Linked DNA regions of Mus musculus: region 2 is linked to region 1. A link is a loop called in an ENCODE intact Hi-C map of the cell type or tissue named here. Cell type or tissue: left cerebral cortex. All regions are shown on one strand.

Evidence for each region. Peaks named below come from ENCODE experiments on the same cell type or tissue, not always from the same donor. Only the 100,000 strongest peaks of a DNase experiment are listed, where the experiment ranks them.
Region 2: a loop joins it to region 1, with 2.4 times the contacts of the local background. A loop is called at or near these places in 3 of 42 quality-filtered maps.

What each region holds. Positions count from the first base shown.
Region 1 is chr12:101,954,419-101,962,418 of GRCm38, forward strand. It overlaps Atxn3 (ataxin 3), which reads right to left and starts at 3,825. Exons shown (of 11, transcript NM_029705.3): 1 at 3,716-3,825. The coding sequence starts at 3,739. In left cerebral cortex, a CTCF peak has its summit at 3,966; a DNase peak (open chromatin) is centred at 3,891; H3K4me3 peaks cover 1,790 bases; H3K27ac peaks cover 1,112 bases.
Region 2 is chr12:101,076,272-101,084,271 of GRCm38, forward strand. Ppp4r3a (protein phosphatase 4 regulatory subunit 3A) reads right to left here and starts at 7,431. Exons shown (of 15, transcript NM_211355.2): 1 at 6,458-7,431. The coding sequence starts at 6,599. It overlaps D130020L05Rik (RIKEN cDNA D130020L05 gene), which reads left to right and starts at 6,180. Exons shown (of 2, transcript NR_038050.1): 1 at 6,180-8,000. In left cerebral cortex, a CTCF peak has its summit at 3,840 (motif pointing right); a DNase peak (open chromatin) is centred at 7,402; H3K4me3 peaks cover 3,026 bases; H3K27ac peaks cover 1,725 bases.

The sequences.
Region 1 (8,000 bases):
AGCTTAGTCAATCAGTAAGGTGCTTGCCATACTGGCCTCAGGATCTGAGCTTAGTCAATCAATAAGGTGCTTGCCATACTAGCCTTAGGATCTGAGCTTAGTCAATCAATAAGGTGCTTGCCATACTGGCCTTAGGATCTGAGCTTAATCCCCAGAACCTTCATGTAAAAAGCCATGCATGGCGGTACCCATCTGTAACTATAGCGCTGGAGAGGTAAAAATGGGCAGATACCTGGAAGTCCTAAGTTAACCTACTTGTGAGGAACACCACCAATGTTGTCTTCCTGCCTCTAAATGCATATGCACATGTGCACCCCCATACACATACACACACACACACACACACACACACACACACACACACACGGCAAAGGTACTTCTCAAGTATTTATTAAGTATATACACCTGCTGATAACTGAATGACTTCTGGGTAAGCAGATGTGTATCTGTGCACTCATGTCTGCATATGTGTTCTTGTGTATATGTGTACATGCAGATGTATTCATACATGTGCTAAAGGTCTAAGTCAGATGTCCTCCTCAGCTGCTCTCCACCTTTCTAGTGGAGTCTAGTGCTCACCATTCAGCTGGACTGACTGACGGGGCAGCACCCAGAAACCCACTTGTCTGTCCATTCCCTGCCTCGAGTATTGGTGAATACAACACACACTGGGATCTGAACTCGGGCTTCCATGCTTACTCACAAGCACTTTGTAAGCCTAGCATTTTGCATATACCAATTCAGTAGTCACCTCCACTGAAATCTGCTCCAATGAGAAACAGTACTGTCAAGAAGGTATTGGGGGAGATGGAGAGATGGCTCAGCAGTTAAGAGTCCTCGCTGCTAGCCCGGCGGTGGTGGCGCACACCTTTAATCCCAGCACTTGGGAGGCAGAGGCAGGCAGATTTCTGAGTTTGAGGCCAGCCTGGTCTACAGAGTGAGTTCCAGGACAGGCAGGGCTATACAGAGAAACCCTGTCTCAAAAAACAAAACAAAACAAAGAGTATTGGCTGCTTTTCCAGAGGACCTGGGTTCAATTCCTCACACCCACGTGGCTGCTCACGTGGCCTCTTTAACTCCAGTTCCTCCAGTTCCAGATCTTCTGGCTTTAGTGGGCACTAGGAGCACACAGTACCCTGGCAAACACCTTTTTTTTTTTTTTTTTTTTTTTGGATTTTAATGGCAGAGTTTCTCTGGATAGCCCTGGCTATCTTAAAACTCTCTCTGTGCCTGACAAATACAGAAGCAGATGCTCACAGCCAACCATTGGACTGAGCACAGAGTCCCCAGTGGAGGAGCTAGAGAAAGGACTGAAGAAGCTGAAGGGGTCTGCAGCCCCATAGGAAGAACAACAATATGAACCAACCAGACCCCACACCCACACCCAGAGCTCCCAAGGACTAAACCATCAACCAAAGAGTACACATGGAGCGACCCATGGCTCCAGCTGTAGCAGAGGATGGCCTTGTAGGGCATCAATGGGAGGAGAGGCCCTTGGTCCTGTGAAGGCCTGATGCCCCAGTGTAGGGGAATGCCAGAGCGGGTAGGCGGGAGTGGTGGGGGGAAGTACTCTCATAGAAGCAGAGGGTGGGGGGGGATGGGATTGGGAGTTTGTAGAGAGGAACCAGAAAATGGGATAACATTTAAAATGTAAATAGCTGGGCGTGGTAGCGTGCACCTTTGATCCCAGAACTCAGGAGGCAGAGGCAGGCGGATTTCTGAGTCCGAAGCCAGCCTGATCTACAAAGTGAGTTCCAGGACAGCCAAGGGTATACAGAGAAACCCTGTCTCGAAAAACCAAAATAAATAAATAAAATGTAAATAAATAAAATATCAAAAACAGGTATACCACCATTGCTGGCCAAAAATAATTTTTTAATGCATTGTTTAAGTGCCCTATGTTAAGTTTTAATCCCAGGCTTAGTGGCTGAGGTACCTATTTAACATATGGAAGTGGACCTGGCCTCCAGGTTGTCCCAGCATCCCTTAGTCCCTCCTGTTACAGGGTATGGCTGGTATACCCGGCCCTCTACCCTGAACTCTCCAGAGCATGGACTATGCTGCCCTTCCCCTAGTGGCTCTTGCCTATGTAATCCATACATTTTGGTTACCCACCCTCTTTTTGTATGGTTTGCAACTTTGGCTCCTGGCTGCTGTATTTCCTTCCCTTTTCTCCCTTCCCCTCAGGGTCAAGACCACTCTGGGTTCTCCCAAATATGTCTGCCCCTGGCTCTGCTCTCCCAAATCTCTTTAATAAACCTTCTCCTCCGCCATCCCTAGGAAAAGTCATGTCCTTCCCATTTCTTTTTTCATTCACCCTAGAGATGACTCAGTGAGTAAACGGGCTTGCTAAGAGCCTGAGACACCCGGAACTCACACCAAGTTGGGAAGAGAGAACTTTATAAAGTCCTCCCTGACCTCCACACCAGCACATACACACAAACAGTAACTTTTTTTTTTAAATAGAATGAATGGCAAGAGTCTCATGAAGCAGTGTATACAGTGTTCAAAATATAACATGTTTAAAATGGGTCTTATTCCAAAACCTTTGGAAAATTAATTACAAATGAATGTGGGGAGGGGGCCGGGAGGGGGAGCTCACTCAGTCATAGCACGTGGCCATCATCCCAGCCAGCTCTCAGGAGGCAGAGACAGGACGATGGGAGTCTGGAGCCAACTTGGGCTACAAGAAATCCTGTCACAAACTAACTTGTTCCAGTTCCAAAACACTCAAAATGTCTTCTTAAGAGCACTTCATTTAACAACGTCCTTAGATTCACATCATTTTTGTCTTTTTGTTGTGCGTGGATTTTAAACACTATGAGTCAATGCTCCTTTACAAGTGATAAAAACAAAGGCCTTTGCTCCCAACGAAATAATAGTCTCAACTAGCAACCCTCTCCAAACCTAAAATGATTATGAAACATGGTTGTCCGAGAAACACCCAAATGACTTGATAATTGTATGCGAACATAGACCAGTTTCTCAAGATGTCACAGCAATACTTTTAAGCGTAGTCACTTAGGAATTAAGGTGAGGAAGAGACTAAGCCAAATCACACAGTAGAACGATTCTAATCTATCCATAATACCTAAAAACAAAGCTGGCCTCCTGGTCCGGAAAAATGGGAGAACAACCCAAACATCCCCGTAATAAAAACTCTTATGACGACTTCCCTCCGGGGTTTCCTACTTTACTTCCGAAGTGTCAGGCCCTTTAATGGGAAAGCCACGGTCACAACTGCAGAAAGACGTGGGATGGATAATCAAGATCTAAATGCATGGAGCATTCCATTATAGAACTGAGTTGAGAGAGAAAGTTGGATCTGCCAGAGGACAGGTTAGGGGGCGTGGGTGGAGTTGGGAAGGGTCCGCCAGGTGCTGAAAAGGCGACTCGCTAGACTAGACCCTAAGAGAGAAGAGAGAAGAAACCCGAAAAGGTGTGGCAAGTGGACAAGGAACGCCCGCGCTAATCCTCCGGGTGAAGCCCCCCGAAATGCCCAGGCTACCCGCCCGGTCTTCTAGGGCGAGGGTGCCGGGAACGCATGCGGGAGGCTTCACGAGCGGAGCCATGGGGAGAAGGCAGGAAGCACCCCTCACCCAGCCAGGTCGGGATGGGGGCGCTCGGGCCCCGCCTGAGTTCCTGAAGCGGCGTCGCTGCTCCCCACGCCCGCCGCCGAGCCGAGGACGGCTCCCCACCGAACGCCCACACTCACTTTCTCGTGGAAGATGGACTCCATGTTTATTTGTCTGGAGCCAACGGCCCCGGCGCGGAGCAGCCCCCTCCAGCAGCTCCGCCCCCGGCCCCACCCCTCAGCCCCGGTCCGCCCCGCCCTAGCCACGTGCCTCTCGCCAACCAATCACTACTGCGGGCGCACGTCACGAGGCACGCGAACCCGGGAGCACGGGACACGTGACCTGGGCGGCGTTGGTCCTCCCCGCGGCAAGCGTGATGCTGCGGCGCCGCCTGCTGTGCGGAGGAACTTCTCTACGCGGGACAATCTTGTGATTCTAGGGTTCTAGAAGAGAATCCTCGCAGCCAAGTTTTAGGTTCTTTTTTTTCTTTTTTTTTTTTTTTTCCATCTCCACCTTCTTTGGTCCTTTCTCCTCATCTTTATGTGAGCAACTCCTCTCCCACTGAAGACTTCATTCCAGAAGAGGCATTCTCCACATACCTAATATTTGTGTAAAAACTATAGCTAATGTTTAGTTAGGACTGACTTAGAATAGTCCAGTTGTAAGCGCAATTTAATACGGCATTTTTTGATGTGTGTGTGTCTTTTGTAATATTATACAAATAAAGAAATGTAGGTACGAAGAAATTAGCACAGCACACTGTCCAACATAGTTGGCTGTTGGAATGAATATCAGGTCCTGGGGTAAATACGCCATCTCTGAAGGAGGAAGCGTTGGTGAGGAAGTGAAAAATCCAGCAAAATATTGAGTGGCTCGCGCAGGGGATGGGGGTGGGGAGGGGGGGATTGACAAAGATTAAGCGTTGTATTGGGCGTTGTATCTTGTATGGTGGAACCATTTTAGGTTCTTCAATGTAGCAAAGGCCCAGTCTCCTAAAGGCTCATTGTACCTGAAGGTAAGGAAGGCATATGTTGTGTTGGAGGACAGCTGCTCTATGCCAGCCTGTAGCCAGGGTTACATAGGAGGACCCTGTCCACCACCTCCCTACCGGGAAAAAAAAAAAAAAAAAAAAAGCTACAGGCGGTTAAAGATTTTTAAAACTAGAGACATGGGGTCAAATTAGGATTTTAGAGGATCACTGGGGAACAATACTTGAAAGGCATTTGGGGAGAAATGAAGAGACTCTGGTGGTCAGGACTCCAGTAGTGATTTGAGAATGGAGAGAGACCACTTTGAAGCTTTAGGAAACAGAAGACTTTGATGAGGGACTGGGGTGGGATGGGGGTATTGTTAGGAAAGACTTGTGGGTTTCTGCTCTAGGTACCATGTAAAGCAGAAGTGATACTCCAACCAGAAATACTTTACAGAATGAGTAGGGTCTTGGGAAGAGAAGAAAAGGCTTTTAATTTAGAAAATACTGAGCTTAAATATCTCTGCAACTAAAGGTACTTATGATGGTTTGTATATTCTTGGACCAGGGAGTGGCACCATTTGGAAGTGTGGCCTTGTTGGAATAGGTATGACCTGGCTGGAGTAGGTGTGTCACGGTGGGTGTGGGCTTAAGACTCTCACCCCAGTTGCCTGGAAGTCAGTCTTCCACTAGCAGTCTTTGGATGAAGACTTAGAACTCTCAGCTCTGCCTGCGCCATGACAGCCTGGATGCTGCCATGCTCCCACCTTGACGATAATGGACTGAACCTCTGAACCTGTAAGCTAGCCCCAATTAAATGTTGTTTTTTTTATAAGACTTGCCTTGTTCATGGTGTCTGTTCACAGCAGTAAAACCCTAACTAAGACAGTCCTTCTGTAGAGTGATAGATGACAGGCCTGGAGTTTTCAGAAGCTGTTTTAAGCTGTGAGGTGAGAGTCATTGCTGTTTAGAAGGGCTGGAGAGATGGGTGTGTCCTTAAGAGCATTTGCTGCTTCTCTTGTACAGGACCTGGGTTTGATTCTCAGAACCCACATAAAGGCTCACAGCAGTTGGTAACTCGAGACTCAGGGGATCTGTTGCTTCTGCAATGTACCTGGGATGCACAGGGATGCTCAGACAGTCACGCAGGCAAGCACCCCTACACATGAAATATAAAGAAACAAATTTAAAACACAAGGTAACTAAAACCATAAACGCTGAGTATAATCTTAGAGAAAAGGAAGAGATTGAAAAGAGGATGGAGAGCTAAGCCCTGAAGATAGAGCAGTAGGCACAAAGGGTGCAAATGCTGCTGAGTGTACTGAAGTGGAAGGCCCACGGGGGAATGCTTCAAGGACAAGTCCGTGTCACATGCTCCCAGGAAGTCCAGGGGCAGAAAGACTCAAAAGAAACTGCTCAGTTTTGTTGTTGAGATCATTTTTGTGAGACAAGTTCAAGAAAAGAAAGGAAGTGAGAGGCAAGAAAATAAAGACTGCCAGTGACAACCAGCTAGCTAATTCAAGGAGCTGCCATATCATTTGTTGACTATTTTGTATGCAGTTTCCTCTTGAGATAAAACAAAAGGTAGAGCTGTCCTTATTGGAGGGAAGCTCTTTACCACAAAGGATATTCTAAAGGGAGATGAAGTCCATCATGCAAGGAAGCTAGTGAGGTCATAGAATATTCTAAGAACAGGGAGAACATTTAGTCTTACAGAAGGGTGTCTTTAGCTCAGAAAGTAAACAACTAGGAGGCTTCAGGAAGTCCCTGAAACTGACAAGATTCACTAGGCTCCTCCTTCCCCAAGCATACATAAACAGTAGGACTACTGAGAGACACTCTCCAAGAAGCAGAGTTGCCTAGAAGAGGCTCACATCAACTGAACTGCCTGCAAAGATGAGCCACATTGCCTGTAAGGGACATTTCACTCTGTTAAGCTATCTGCAAGGTATGTAGTGTGACCCATGTTTCCAGATTTTGTGAGCTGTTGACTTGCTGGAGTGGGCTTTGGTGTCATTTCTGCTCCAGTTAGTAATCTCAATAAAACTGATTGGTTCACCAAGTTGGACTTTGGTGGTATCAGTTCTCTGGGTAGATGTTCACAGTTCTCCAGGAACAGTGTCACACAACATGGGGATAGCCTATGTGCTTAAGGAATTGTGGCTTAACCAGGAAAATACAGCCTCCTAACAAGAAAATGCAGTGTTTACTAGTGTTTTGATTTTTTTTTAAGATGTAATTGTTCAAGTGAGTATATGAAGCTGGGCTACTATAAGTGGCTGCACAGGGTAAATTACCATCAGAGATTAAATGCTCAGTTATGGAGTCTGGGGAGTCCAAGGTGAAGGCTAAAGCAGACCAAATGTCTCAGGAGAGTTTTTTTTTTTTTCATTGATGTGCCTTTTGTGTGTCCTTATGTGGCAGAAGAGTAAAGAGGACCAGCAAGCTCCCTTCAGCCTCCTTTATAGGGATACACTTATTTAAAGGGTAACTGGAGGGCTGGAGAGATGGCTCCATGGTTAAGAGCATGTGCTTCTCTTGTAGGGGACAGCTATACTCTCATGACCAGGACACAGTCATATCCTCTTAATGCTAATACACCTTTCAACCTGTAAACTTTGGAGATGACACAATTTAGGTGATAGTAATAGAGCTGGAGACTCGTTTGTGATTCCCTTCCTGTAATTGTTAACACTTTGCCCTTCACTCCAGTCTTACATACTGTGTATCTATCTCCCACACCCTCTCCCCCTGTTATATGCCCACTGCTAAGTTCAAACCATCTGGACTCTTGTGTAGTCCATTCCCCAGAACTATGAATTGATCCACCATAATATGTCCAGTTCATGGCATTGTCAATGACCATGTTTGTTTGTTTGTTTTTGTTTTTCGAGATAGGGTTTCTCTGTGTAGCCCTGGCTATCCTGGAACTCACTCTGTAGACCAGGCTGGCCTTGAACTCAGAAATCTGCCTGCCTCTGTCTCCCAAGTGCTGGGATTAAAGGCATGTACCACCACTGCCCAGCTGCAACCTTTCAAACATACAAATCTCACCAACTTTTCTTTTATTGAACAAGTAACAGTTGCTGTGCTTAGCAATGTGACATAACAAAAGATAGTCTCACTGTTTTCTTCTTTCTTTTCAAGTGGGGTTTCTTCCTTCCTTTCTTTCTTTCTTTCTTTCTTTCTTTCTTTCAAGAGAGCTCTTTCTTTCTTTCTTTCTTTCTTTCTATATATCTATAAAAGATTTATTTATTTATTTAATGTATATGAGTACACTGTAGCTGTCTTCAGACACACCAGAAGAGGGCATCGGACCCCATTACAGATAGCTAGCTGTGAGCCACAATGTGGTTGCTAGGAATTGAACTCAGGACCGCTGGAAGAGCAGCCAGTGTCCTTAACTGCAGAACCATCTCTCTAGCCTGCAAATGTGGTTTCTTAGGACATGTTGG
Region 2 (8,000 bases), 880 kb before region 1:
CACTTCTAAACTTCTAGTACACACATACTTAGCTTTATAGGTATACTTTATATGGATCTCATCATATCCTTCCACAAAAGAAGCTGGGTTAGTATGAGAATTCTTGGCTAGGGATGGTGTAGTTCAGTAGAACACCTGCCTAACATGTACAAGGCACTGGCTTCAAACCCTGTGCTGAGGGTTGGGGTAAGCTGAAAACTTGAGAGTTGTAATTTTTCCAACTCTATCTTCATCATTAACCCAATTAGATTCAAGTGGTACATGAATGTTGTGTTTTGGTCCTGTTTTAGTTGCAACATGAATACAGATAGCTCTGCCCCCATAACTTCACTCAACTCCACGGAACACAACTTTCCCAGAATATTGCCACCACCAGCATCACAGCTTCATAAGTGCGAACAAAGCACCACCAAAAACCACGTTAATGGCCAGTGTTATGGTCCAAGTCTACAAATCTAGCATACAGAAAAACAGAGGGAAAAGAAGCTAGATTGAGGTCAGCCTGGGGTACACAACAAAGACTCTGGCTTTAAAACAACCAGAAGCAGGGGCTCAAGGGTTAAGAGCACTGGCTGATCTTCTAGAGGACCCAGGTTGATCACCAGCACACACATGGTGCCTGCCAATTGTCTGTAGCACCACTGACCTTTTCTAGCTTCTCTTTGCACGTGGCAGCACAAAAAACTATGCAGGCAAAACATCCATACACAAAAAGTTATTAACATGAAAAAATGTATTATGGGGGCTAAAGAAAAGGATCAGTGGTTATGAGTACCCCCACCTTAAAACTTTTTAAAAAAATTTAGATAGATGGGTGTTTTGCTATGTTTGTCTGTGCACCTGGTGTCCAGAGGCCAGAAGGTGGCACTGGATCCCCTGAAACTGGAGTTGTAAATGGTTGTTAGCCATCATGTGGGTGCTAGGAATCTTTTCTAGGTCCTCTGAAAGAGCAGCCAATGCTCTTAATGTTTGAGGCATCTCTCTAGTCCATTGTTTGCTGCCCCCCCCCCCCCAGATCACTGGTTGTCAACCTGTGGGCCTCACTCATGTGGGGGTCATATGCAGATATCCTGCATATCAGGTATACATTATAACTAACAAAATTATGAAGTAGCAACAAAGTAATTTTATGGTGGGGGGAGGGGCACTACAACAGGAGAAACTGTTTTAGAGTTGCAGCATTGGGAAGGTTAAGACTGGCCTCAGATGATCCATATTTGATCAAAACTGGCTCATACCTTTGAATGCTTGAGTCCCCAGTTAGTGGAACTGTTAAAGGATTAGAAGGTGTGGTCTTATTTATTGGAGGTGTTAACGAGAGCAGGCTCTTAATTTTCAAAAGACACATCCACCATTCCTAGTGTGTTCTCTGCCTCCTGCTTGTGGATCAACATGTCTTCACTCTGCCATCATAGACTAACACTCTGGAACCATAAGCACAAGTAAGCTCTGTCTAAGTTGTCTTGGTCATGGAGTTTTATCACAGCAATTTCAAAGTAACTAAGACAGTCTGGGATGTCAAACAAGAAAATTAACACATCACAAAAGCTTAGTCCATGGCTGGAGAGATGGTTAAGATCACTGGCTATTCTTCCAGAGGTCCTAAATTTAATTCCCAGCAACCACATGGTAGCTCACAACCATAATGGGGTTGGATGTCCTTTTCTGATATGCAGGTGTATATGCACATACAGCACTTATACATTAAATACATACATACATACATACATACATACATACATACTTACTCCAGGGTGAGAAATAAGGTGGTTCAGCAGGGAAAGGCACTTAGCTCCAAGCCTAACAACCTGAGTCTATTGCTAGGACCACACAGTGGAAGGAGAGAATCTATTGCCCAATCTTATCTCTGACCAGCAAGCACATTACACACCACTGTGAAGTCAGAGGACATAACACAAATTCCAGGGGTGGGATGTACTGCACCTGCCTAGCATGTACAGACCTGGGCTCAAACCACTGTATTTCAAAAAGTTAGAAATTAAGTGTCTTGTCAAGTCAGGTGGTGGTGCACATCTTTAGTCCCAATATCCAGGAGGTAGATGCAGGTGGATGTCAGAGTTTAAGGACAGCTTTGTGTTTCAAAATTTAATATGTAGCCCTAGTACTTTGATTATACATTATGTACTTCCAGACTGCTAAATTTTCAAATAATAATCTGAATAACTCAGATTCATGGAGAAAAGGAGGAAAATATTACCATACTCAATGTCTTTGAAAGACTTTTTTTCCAGGGGGCAGGGGAAACAATTACTAGAGGTCAAACCCACTCACAATAACTTTTTAAGTTTCCTTTTCTTCTCTTTTGAGAAAGGGTCTTTCATGAAGCTTAAGCTAGTCTAGAACTAGAGATACTTCTGCTTCAAGCTCCCCAAACATTCTGTTTACCAGAAAGACTATAAATTTATGCCATTTAATTTTCTACTGGACAATAACCCATTTTATGGGAAAAACAAATACTTCCCATTTTCCCAGGCATGATGGCAGACACTTACATCTGTAGACCCTGTCCTTGGGAGATGAAGGTAGGAGGATAGGAATTCAAGACCAGTCTTGGCTACATGAGACCCTGCAGCTCTTGTAGTGGACTGGGGTTCAGTTTTCAGAACCCACATGGTAGCTCATGACAGTGTAATTCCAGGTCTAAGGGTCTTCTGACCTTCAACAGAACCAGAACATACATGCAAACACACACACACACACACACACACACACACACATAAGTATAATTTTTCAAAAAAAAAAAAAAGCCTACATTGTCCTCAATGGAGGGGAAAAAAAAAGAATTCTCAATTATATGTAACAAAATAGAGAGCAGCACAATATTGGGTGATCCAAACTAGTAGGAGACACCATAACTAGTAGGAGCAGCCAGGCACAATCCTGGCTGAACGTATGGGTAAATTGGTGCTTGTCCACCTTATAAAAGCCTAGGGTTTGACCCCTACTACCACATAAAGCATGATGGTGCAACATAAGTAATCTTAACAAGAGAAAATGGAGGCAGGATCAGAAACTGAAGTTCAACCTCACTATATAACCAAGTTCAAGAAACCAGCCTAGGATACATGAAAATTTGCCTCTAACAAAATTTAAGTCTGTAAAACTTAATTTTGTTTTCTTTGAAATAATCCTTGAGGTCAAGAATAAAACAGCGCCGGGCAGTGGTGGCGCACGCCTTTAATCCCAGCACTTGGGAGGCAGAGGCAGGTGGTTTTCTGAGTTCGAGGCCAGCCTGGTCTACAGAGTGAGTTCCAGGACAGCCAGGGCTATAAAGAGAAACCCTGTCTCGAAAAACCAAAAAAAAAAAAAAAAAAAAAAGAATAAAACAGCATTACAGAGACCAAAGCATAAATCCACTGTAAGTAGCTGTAAGTGCTTCCAGTTGTAGGCTAGATTTCCCACTAAAATAACAGATCACCACCCCAGGCTGAACTTGTACTAACCTACAATTAGCACCTCAGGCTCGAAATTACCTATAAGACATGGCTAATTATATTACCTAAATTTGAGAATGGTTTTAAGAATTATGTCTGTAAATACAAATGAATTGCTTAAAGAGGCCCTGACACACACATAGGAGGTACTCAATAAACTTAAACTATTACTAATCTTACTTGGAATTTATCTGTTAAGGAGGAAAAATGGCTTTAGTAATAAAACTATAGATTTCTTCACAAGTATCCTACACCTTTTCTAAGTCCATTTTTTTCTTTCTTTTTAAAAAAGATTTATTTATTATTATATGTAAGTACACTGTAGCTGTCTTCAGACACACCAGAAGAGGGCGTCAGATCTCATTATGGATGGTTGTAAGCCACCATGTGGTTGCTGGGATTTGAACTCAGGACCTTCGGAAAAGCAGTCAATGCTCTTAACCGCTGAGCCATCTCTCCAGCCCCTTTTTTCTTTCTTGTTTAGTGAAAATGTTTTACTATGTAATCCCTGAATTTGAGATTCTCCTAACTTGTGTTCTCAGTGGTGGAATTAGGAGTAAGGTACCACACCCAGGTTAAATCCATTCTTCAAAATTACCTTTCCACATAACACAAATATAAAGGGGTAGTTCAGTAATTATGTTTAACTCTTTTCCCTCCTGGGGCGGGGGTGGGGGGGTGCGGGGAGAGGAATTACCTGTTCTAATAAATTAGAATTTCAAAATTCCAAATGGAAGAAAGGGGCTTAGAGGCTATTTCCTAAGTGATAAAATATAAAAGGGTATAAAACACCAGACTTTTGTTGTATAGCCCTGGGTGTCCTGGAACTTTGTAGACAGGCTGGCTTCAAACTCAGAAATCCGCCTGCCTCTGCCTCCCAAGTGCTGGGATTAAAAGCGTGCGCCACCACCACCCAGAAAGTCTACATGCTTATCCTGTCTAAAGGCCTTTGTAAAACTGGCTGGCTGTGGTAGTTCACTGCAGTAATCCAACACTCAGGGGCTCAGGTAGGAGAATCGCTTTGAGTTGCAGACCAGCCATAGCTAGATAATGGCTCCAAAACAAAACAGGTTGGATGTAGTAGTACACCTATGATCCCAGGCATTGGGAAGATAGGGACAAGAGGATCGTGAACTTCCATATTTTGGGCTACACACAATGTTTGATTCTAGTCTGGTACTACAGGAGACTCTTTCCAAAAAACCAGAAGGATCTTTGCATAATCAAATAAAGCACACTGGTGTGAGTATGGTTACATGTATTAGTTCTGAAATTCAAGCTTACATCTAGTTAAATCTCACAATTACATTGGGTCTTAGAGGCAGTTCAGTGGTAGAGCACTGCCTAGCATGCTCAAGTCCCTGTGTGGATTCCATTCCCAGTTAGCCCATCCTCACAATAAGCTTAACCCTGAAACCCACACTTCCACTTTACTGTAAGGAAAGTTTCCACATGTACAAACATGCAGAGGTGATTACGTGACTGTCACAAACACATTTAACTTGTATATTAGCAGCCAAATAAGAACCCAGCTCTGAAAATATACCTGTTGTAATCAGAAAAAAATTTTCAGACCAAGTCTTACTATGTAACTGCAGCTGATCTAGGACTCTATGTAGACCCAGGCTGGCCTCCAAGTCACCAGAAACTGCCTGCCTTTCATGTTAGAAAGTAACTTTTTACCAGTGGTAACTTATTTGGGGTAATCTTTATAATTATACTCCAAGTTAACCATTCTTCAATTCAAATCAATGTTTCTACAGTCTTCAACCACAGACAGGAAAATCTTGGTTTTTGTGGAATGAGTTCTGAGTCTAGTCCAAAAAAGAGGGGAAAAAAAAAAATCTTTGAAATAAATTTGCAATATTTCAGACATGAAACAGCTACAAATAGTTCTCAACTGTAAAACTGCAAATTAATGCAACAAGGTAACTATACTTCTGCTCCAAAAACAATTTGAAGTTTTGGCCAATATGTATTTTCTTCCAAGAGTGAAATTCAGAGAATGCAAACCCTTAAGAAAGGAATATTTTAAAACGTGAAACCGTTATTTCAAACAACCTTATCTTTGAACACTGAAGACTGTTTCAATAGACTTGAGGTGAAAGCAGAAGGACTTGTTCAAGTGTTAAAAGATACCTCTCCCCACCAGCCAACTCAACCAACTAAGGACCATACGCTTAAACAATCAGAAAAGCTTGCAATAAAATGTTCCAAAGGTTCACGAGTTCCCACAGAAGACCTACAAAGTCTTTCTTTCTTAGCCAGGTGTGGCAGCACTTTAATCCCAGCACTGGAGAGGCAGAGGAAGGCAAGCTTTGAGTTCAAGGCTAGCCTGGTCTATAGAGCAAGCTCCAGGATAGTTGGGCTACATACTGAAACCCTGTCTCAAAATACAAAACAATAACAACAATAATAATCATCTCCCTTTCTTGTGAAAAAGACAACCAACCCCGGTCAAGACATGTGTGTCCTCGAAAGCCAAAGCAGCATTTTCTCTGTCTGGTGGAACTGCCAGATTTATAGACCTTATTGCAGACCCTAAAATCTGAAAGATATGGTGGAAAAGGTTTAAAACAACAACAATCCCACCAGAACAGAACTTTCTCAAAGTGTGCAACAGCTATGAACTTTACGAGCGCCAAGCAAGGTTTTATGCCTGCTTTACAGATTGGTGAACTAAGGGGTGTGTGTGTGTGGGGGGGGGGGGAGCAGATCGTTTCCGTTAAATGCCTTTCTCAAGGTCACGACGGTGCAAAAACCACCGGGGAAAGAGGATCTCAGGTCTCCGACCTTTCTGCACTGGAAAGGCAGCACGGCGCAACGTGCTCCGCTCTGCTCGAAATCCCAACGCCACAAGGTTTTCGGGTTAAGGATGGACACCCCGAATGCTCTCCACCGAGCTCCACCGGACTTGGGTACCCCGTGGCGTTCCCGTCCGCACTCCCGCCGTCCCAGTCCGAGCGCCACTGCTCTGAGAGGGGCCAGTGAGGGTCACTTACCGTCGCTCTCCGCCCTGACGAGCAGGGACATGCCCTTCAGCCTCTCCACGTAGCCGGAGGACACATGGCCAGTACCCCGGTCGTCCCACTGCCGGTCCTCGTTGAGCGTGTAGACCTTCACCCGCCGTCGGGTGTCGGTCATCGTGCCGGCCGGGGGCCCCGCCCGAGTGGCCCAGGGACAGTGTCCAGAAAAGGCGGGCGGCCGCAAACGGGGAACTCCGGGACCTCAGTGCCACCGCTGGCCGCCGCGGAGCTGCGCCGCCGCTCGCATGGCCCGCTCCCGGGTCCGAGCCCCGGGCCGCCGCCTTCTCTCGTCTCCTTCTCCCCGGCGCTATTGTCCAGGCCGAGCGAGCGCGGCCGCCCAGCAGCCCCGACAGGGAACGCGCAGCACTACGCAGCCTACCGGCCCGCCGTTCCAACGAGGTGCGGCTCGGTTCACAGACCCGCTCCGGCCTCCACCATGACCTCCGCAGAGCCGCTTTCCCGCGCCGCCGCCTCCTCAGGCCGCCGCCGCCATGTTTTCCTCCCTTGTACCTGGCCCAGCCGCTGCAGCAGGAAGCCCCGCTCCGCTCCTCCCGCTTAAAGCATCCGAAGCCGGTGAGGTAGCACTTCCCGGGAGACTCCGAACGCCTCTGGCCACCCGAGAACCCCTGGCTCTTCTTAGAAGCCGCCTTCCCTACTCCGCCGCCTCTTCCGTCTTCCTCACAGAGCCAAAGCCGCCGCCATCTTGGCTCGCCCCTCAAAAGCGGCGCGCGGGGCCACCTAGGCAGTAGCGGCAGGGGCGGCCCGCAAGCCCCACCACTTAAAGCGACAAGACGGGAGCCGGCAGCTTCGCTCCGGCCGAGGCCTTGCACCGAGGCGGGCGCGGAGCTGCGGGGGTGGCGGGAGCGGAGGAGGCGGGACGCGAGTCGCGCCGGTGACGGACCGGGACTCCCTCGCGCTGCCCTGCGCGTACTGTCGTGCAAGCGCGGGCTGCGTGTGCGTCCGTCGCACTTTGAATTCGTCATCACCTCGGCTCCGGGCGGGGAAGGGGTGTGGAGTCTGTTGGCGGCTTCTGGAGCCAGACTGGACTCTGATCCCGGAGCTCGTCCTTTCCCGTGCGAGCCTTCTCCGGACGCTTTAGGGAGGACCTTTGCAGTCGGCCCTGGGGGCGCGGGCTGCTGGCGTCCTCCTCGTCCTCCCCCCGCCCTCCTCCTCCTCCTCCTCTTCTTCCCTTGGCCTGAAATAGAGAAGTTTCTGAGAGAGGACCGTTTGGACCGCGAGGTTGGCGGGATGCAGTGAGGCACGCAATGGCCGGGCAAGTCTAAAACCCTCGACGCGGTGTTCACGCGTGGCACTGCTCCCCGGGATCATTCTGAGCACTCACCTCACAATAATCAGCGGTTATCTCCCTTTCTCTGTCGGTTATCAAAGCTGATCGTCTGTAGCCCTAGGCTGGTTTGTTTGTTTTTTTAAACAAAATAACAAAACACATCTTGAAGGGCTTGCAAAGATAAATGCCGTACTGTATGAATAAGATGAAATTCTTTGTTTTTTTGTTTTT